Regions from separate parts of the Homo sapiens genome. Here region 2 is linked to region 1. Evidence: chromatin loops called from intact Hi-C (ENCODE). Cell type or tissue: gastrocnemius medialis. All regions are shown on one strand. Links, peaks and the distances in the headings refer to the core of each region. The heading gives the core; the rest is flanking DNA.

The links. Peaks named below come from ENCODE experiments on the same cell type or tissue, not always from the same donor. Only the 100,000 strongest peaks of a DNase experiment are listed, where the experiment ranks them.
Region 2: a loop joins it to region 1, with 8 times the contacts of the local background. A loop is called at or near these places in 9 of 110 quality-filtered maps.

Annotation. Positions count from the first base shown.
Region 1 is chr3:52,850,022-52,852,822 of GRCh38, forward strand. STIMATE-MUSTN1 (STIMATE-MUSTN1 readthrough) reads right to left here. Exons shown (of 10, transcript NM_001198974.3): 3 at 2,582-2,677. It overlaps STIMATE (STIM activating enhancer), which reads right to left. Exons shown (of 8, transcript NM_198563.5): 3 at 2,582-2,677. Among named protein-coding and RNA genes, the nearest start is that of MIR8064, 4.9 kb to the left of the region's middle. In gastrocnemius medialis, for the core only: a CTCF peak has its summit at 1,535; no DNase peak of the experiment used is centred there; H3K27ac peaks cover 1,250 bases.
Region 2 is chr3:53,045,282-53,048,082 of GRCh38, forward strand. It overlaps SFMBT1 (Scm like with four mbt domains 1), which reads right to left and starts at 792. Exons shown (of 21, transcript NM_016329.4): 1 at 535-792. RefSeq lists silencers at 1-120, 481-540, 641-960, 1,011-1,120 and enhancers at 1,108-1,609, 1,610-2,109. In gastrocnemius medialis, for the core only: a CTCF peak has its summit at 1,463; DNase peaks (open chromatin) are centred at 170, 805, 1,330 and 1,698; H3K4me3 peaks cover 1,583 bases; H3K27ac peaks cover 1,598 bases.

The sequences.
Region 1 (2,801 bases), core at 250-2,749:
CCCATTCTGGGGGCTGGGAGCCCTCATGTGCCAGTGTAGCTGTCACTACCATGTGCTGAAGCTCATCAGGAGTGCGACCACCTGAGGGAGGTGAGTGAGGGACAAAGACACTTTAAAACTGCCAGTGCTGGCTGCGCGCGGTGGCTCACGCCTCTAATCCCAGCACTTTGGGAGGCCGAGGCGGGTGGATCACGAGGTCAGGAGATAGACACCACCCTGGCTAACACGGTGAAACCTGTCTCTACTGAAAATACAAAAAAATTAGCTGGGCGTGGTGGCGCGCACCTGTAGTCCCAGCTACTCGGGGGGCTGAGGCAGGGGAATCACTTGAACCCGGGAGGTGGAGGTTGCAGTGAGCTGAGATTGCACCACTGCACTCCAGCGTGGTGACACAGCAAGACTCTGTCTCAAAAAAACAAAACAAAACAAAAACCTGCCAGTGCTTCTGCCAGGCGAAGGTTCAATGGAAGACAGAGTACCTGGAAGCAGCCAGGGAAATCAACAGGAAACAGAACTTAACTGATGACAGAAACACCTAGGCAATGATTCTGCTCACTCCCTGACAGTCCAGCCCAGGAGGCCCAGAACAGTGCTGCTGCACCAGAGAGGTTCAGGAAAACAGCCTCTCGGGTTTCGCAGACAAAGAGGACAGGGCAACATGGCCTTCGCCCATCCCCATCTGCAGTCAAGCATAAGTAATATTTTTACACTGTTTTTTTCTTTTTTTGAGATGGAGTCTCCCTCTATTGCCCATGCTGGAGTGCAGCGGTGCAATCAGCTCACTGCAGCTTCCGCCTCCTGGGTTCAAGTGATTCTCCTGCCTCAGCCTCCCAAGTAGCTGGGATTACAGGCACCCACCACCACACACAGCTAATTTTTGTATTTTTAGTAGAGACAGGGTTTCATCATGTTGGCCAGGCTGATCTTGAACTCCCGGCCTCAAGGGATATGCCCACCCTGGCCTCCCAAAGTGTTGGGATTACAGGCCTGAGCCACCGTGCCCGGCCTACACTTTAAAGAGCGAGCTTTACTCCCCATGGGAAAAGGCAAGATAACTGGGGGAGTGAGAGGAGGAGGCTCTGAAGGGCATACCACATGAACTGTGTTCTTGTACGGTCTGTTTCCATCCGACACAAAATTTTTTCTCTCACCAAAGAAAGGCCCTTTTCCACTCACCCTCTCTTGAGGGCCTTGTACCCAGATCCAGCTGAGCACTGCTGACCACAAGCTCCAGCTCTCCATGGTAGACAGAGTGGGAGACAAGGGCACTGGGTCCAGTACTGACCCTCTACGATACCATGTGGCTCTGAAATCCTTGCAGGTAAGCTGCAGGACACCACACACTCCAGGTGTGGTGAGCTTTCCAGTTGCTGAGGCTTGAGACATTTTGTGTAGTCTCACAGCCTCCTATCCTGGGCTGGAGCTTTGGTGATGTGCACACAGCACTCTGATGCCAGAGGGCGCAGCCTGTGCTAGGGTAGGTCAGCAGGAAAACCAGTGAAAAGAGGGAGGGGGCATTTCTCCTGCCTGCCCTTCCTCTGTAAAATCACAAGGGGTCACTCTTAGACCAGAGATGGCAGGAGCAGCAACTGCTTCCAAGGCAATTTCCCTCTGGCCTGAGGCTATGCTGCTCTCAGATACTTTGTGTCCAAAGCATCTCACGCCTGCGAGAACAAGGACATGTGATGTACATACAGACCTTACTTTCATTCATTCACTTAGCAAACATTTACAAGCCTACTGTGTGCCATGCCTTGGGAATAAAGAGAGAAAGTTCTATGTTCCATCCTCAACACAGATGATTCTGACAGACAGCAAAGCATCATGTGGGCCCTGGAAGCCAGACTGGCTGGGCTCCATGACTCCTGAGCGGTGTGAACTTACAGTATATATAACCTCTCTGTGCCTCAGTTCCACCACTGTAAAATGGGGATGATCAAAGTCTCCATTAATATATGGCAGGCTGCTATGAGGACAAAGGGAGGCAGAAGATGGGGCCAGGATGAGGTAGGCAAGCCTCCTCTGCCACTCCACCTGCTAAGAGAAGCACTATGTGGGTGCCATCAGCAAGGAGGACAGAATATCATGGCCGGATTGAGGTCACAGATGGATTGCTCTGGGGGCTGCATGGAAGGCACATTGCAATGATAAGGTGGAAGAGGTCAATGAGGGTCAACAACAGTTTTGACCCTGAATGGCTGACGCCACAGAGAAGCCCTGGTGTGTCCTGGTTCCAGAGCAGAGACACTCCTGTAGGGCATTATCCTTCCTTGCCAGGGGCGGCTTGGAAACTGGGAGACATAAGGACACTAGAAAATCAAAGGACAGAACTTGGATTGATGAACAGAAAGCCAGTGCATGGGGAAAGTGTCAACACGCAAAGCCCTACAAGCCAACTGATAGCTGTGTAAGTGAGCTCCAGGACAGCATGTACAGGATGGTCTCTCAGAGGAGCACAGAGGAAAAGGGGAGCACCCTCTCCCCAAGCCAGAGGGAGCAGGACCAGCAGCAGAAAGCAAGGCCAGCCTATATTTTCAATGGAGGGGCAGCTGATGTTTGCACTCAAATAGGGAACACTTACAGTGAACAAGGGTCCTCTTCAGTGAGATCTGCTAGGTATACATTTGCAAAGTGGATGAACAGCATTCCTATGGCTTGTTTGGAAGTGTCTAAAAACCTGTACAAAATAAACCAGCACTGGTTATTAGCCTGACAGGAGCGCAATATCCAATTTGAGGAAAACGAGAAGACTGAAACAGGAAGAAAGCCACCCCAACCTTCCAATCACTGGTTATCTCTTC
Region 2 (2,801 bases), core at 88-2,587, 200 kb after region 1:
GGCCGCGCGCCCGGCCCCAGCTGCGGGTTCGCGCCCCGCCCGGAGCGAGCCCGGGGGGCGGGTCCGCGGGGGCTCGGCGGGCGGAGCGCGGGGCGCGCGCGGGGAGGGGCGCGCGGCGGGCCCGGCGCGCCGGGGAACTTGGGCGCCCGCCACTGCCGCCGCCCGGCCACTTTCCTTTCACGCCTCCCGCGGGCTGACGCGCGCCGCGCTGCCTGCCAGGGGCTGACGGCCGCCGCCGCTCTCCGCCGCGGCGAGGCGCCCAGGCGCGCCCCTGCAGCCGGCCGGCCGGCGCGCGGGACCGCGGGGCCGCGCGCGGGCGCCGCGCTCCCCCCGCCCCGCCCCCGCCCCCAACGTGCCGCCGCCGCCGCCCGTTGGCGCCTCAGCCCGCGCGCCCGCCGGCGCCCGGCGGTTTCCCGTTGGCAAAGTTGCGCGGCCGCTTCGAAGGGGACGCCGTACGGTCCCCCGCCCCGGCGCCGCCGCCGCCCCTCCAGGCCGCCGCGCGGGAAGGCCCAGCCGGTGGCCCCGCTTTTTTACCTGCCCGGAGTTTTCGCGCGCGCGCTCGCTCGATCGCTCGCTTTTCCCCCTCTCGCGCTCGTTTTCTTTCTTTCTTTCCGTCTTTTCGCTCCCCCGCGCGGAAGCTTTTTCCTCCCGTGCTGCCCGCGCTCGCCCGCTCGCGCCCTCCTTCCTGCTGGGTTCGGCGGAGCGGGGCGGCCGGCAGCTCTCCCCGCCCCCCTCCACCCGCGCTCCGGCGGAGGCGGCGGCGGCGCTCCGCGCTCCGACTCATTCCAATATGGCACGGACGCAGGGCGCATGCGCCCGCGCCCCCCCACCCCCAGCTCCGCGGTCCTCCAGGCAGCCTGCGCCCCTCGCGCCGCGCCCGTGGAGCTCCCGGGCCCGGCTGCCCCGCTCCCGCCCCAGCGCCATCCCTCCTGGCTGGGGCCGCGCGGGAGGCAAGGACTCCGCGGGCTGGTGTGCCGGGGGTCCGGCGCCGCGGGCCACCCACGCCCCCAGCCAGCAACTCGGCGCGGACGGCCCCGAGGCCGTGGCGCAGGACACGCGGCGGCGCCTCGGGCCCCCGACGGCGCTGTGGCCCCGAGCGGAACGGCCCGGAAGAGGAGACGCGTCCCCGGGAACCCAGTGCCCGCCCTGGCCCAGCCCCGATCCAGCCTGCGCCTCACCTCGGGTTGTAGACAGAGCGGCGGGGATCCCAGAGGGGTTCGCGGGTCGGACCTGGAGTACCGGCCCGGCGAAGCGCGCCGCTGTCGCCCGCACGTGACTGGCTCGGACAAGATGGCATGAGCGGAGAAGCGGCCGGATCCCAGATGCGCGCGTGCCGCCGCCGCGGGCACTGCGCCCGTTTGCCTGCCCCTCGTCGGGGATCGGGCGCTCCCTCTGAGACCTGAAAGGGCACCCAAGTGCCCCCTGTCTGCGAAGTCCGGCGCGGGCCCTTCGGCGCCCCCGATGTCTCTAGGCTTCCGCAGGAGGCGCCCTGTAAATCTTGAGTCTTCCTGCAGCGAGGGGGCACAGGACAGCTGCGAATTGGGACGAACGAGCCCAGAGCCCCGGGAAGGATCAGAACCTCGAAGGCGGCTTCAAGTCGGCCCCGCAGCCCGAGGTGACCGTGGGCGGTTACGTTGCCCGAGCTCGCCCCCTCCTCCTGAGCGCAGGTGCCCGTGGGACATACACCCGCCCACCTGCTCCGGAAAGTTCCCTCCAGAAGGGAGTTCCCGCGCCACCGAGACCCGGGAGCTCCCGATCAGACTCCCAGGCCGTGAAAGGCGTTATCGGACAGGGCCCAGAGGCGCCCCCACAGCAAGAAGAAAGTCTGGGGTTCTCACCGTGTGCCAGGTGCGAGCTCAAGCCACCTCCCTCAACCGCTCTGAGAAATATCCCACTTCACAAACTTGCTCAAAGTCACGCTGCTGGCTGGATTTGAATCCAGATTTTTTTTAGCACCACTGAAAAAACAATATGACAACCGGAGAAAGAAAAATCTAAAAAGAATACAGTAATCCATATTGTTACAAAGAAATGCAACTTTTCACGACATGAAACATATATATACTGTGTATAGTTGCAACCACACTTTTTTTGTTACTACTTTCACTACCATTTTTATTTGTTCACGATTCATTTTTAAGGTGTGCAGGTGTCCTTAACTATTCACTCAGCCCCCTAATGTTTTTGGTTCTTTACGGTTGTTTGCTAACGTATCCTTGAATTCTGCACTTGGGACAAATACCTGGGAGTGGAAAGGCTCCCAGGTAGAAGGCTATGAATGGCCAAGTGGTCTTGGCTTACAGCGTCATATTTTTCCCAAGAGCTGCCCCAATTATTCTACCGCCTCCAAGGAACAAGTGTAAGGAGTTTAACACACTTATAAACATTGAGTGCCATTTCCCCCCTACTTTAATAGTCTATTGCTAGTTCAAGGTTACTTAGCATTTCTTAGGTGACACAACATTCAAAAATGAATGTTTTTCCATGCATTTACTATATGCATTCCCTCTCCTGTGAATAATCTATTCATATCCATCTTCTGGGGACTTGAACCTCTTCTAACTTTGAACAAGCATTTTTTTATGTTACAGATATTACTTCTTTGTCGTCATTGATGCAAATATTTTCTAGCCTGTTGTTCTTTCTTGTTTTATTCTAATGTTCAGTGTGTCATTCTAATGTTTTAATTGCTTCAGTGCTGACAAAGTGAGCTTTCTGCTGCCCATCTGATAGTCTTTTTTCTGCTAGTTTTGTACAATTTCATTTCATATTTCATTCTCTGATGACTATCCCGATTTTAT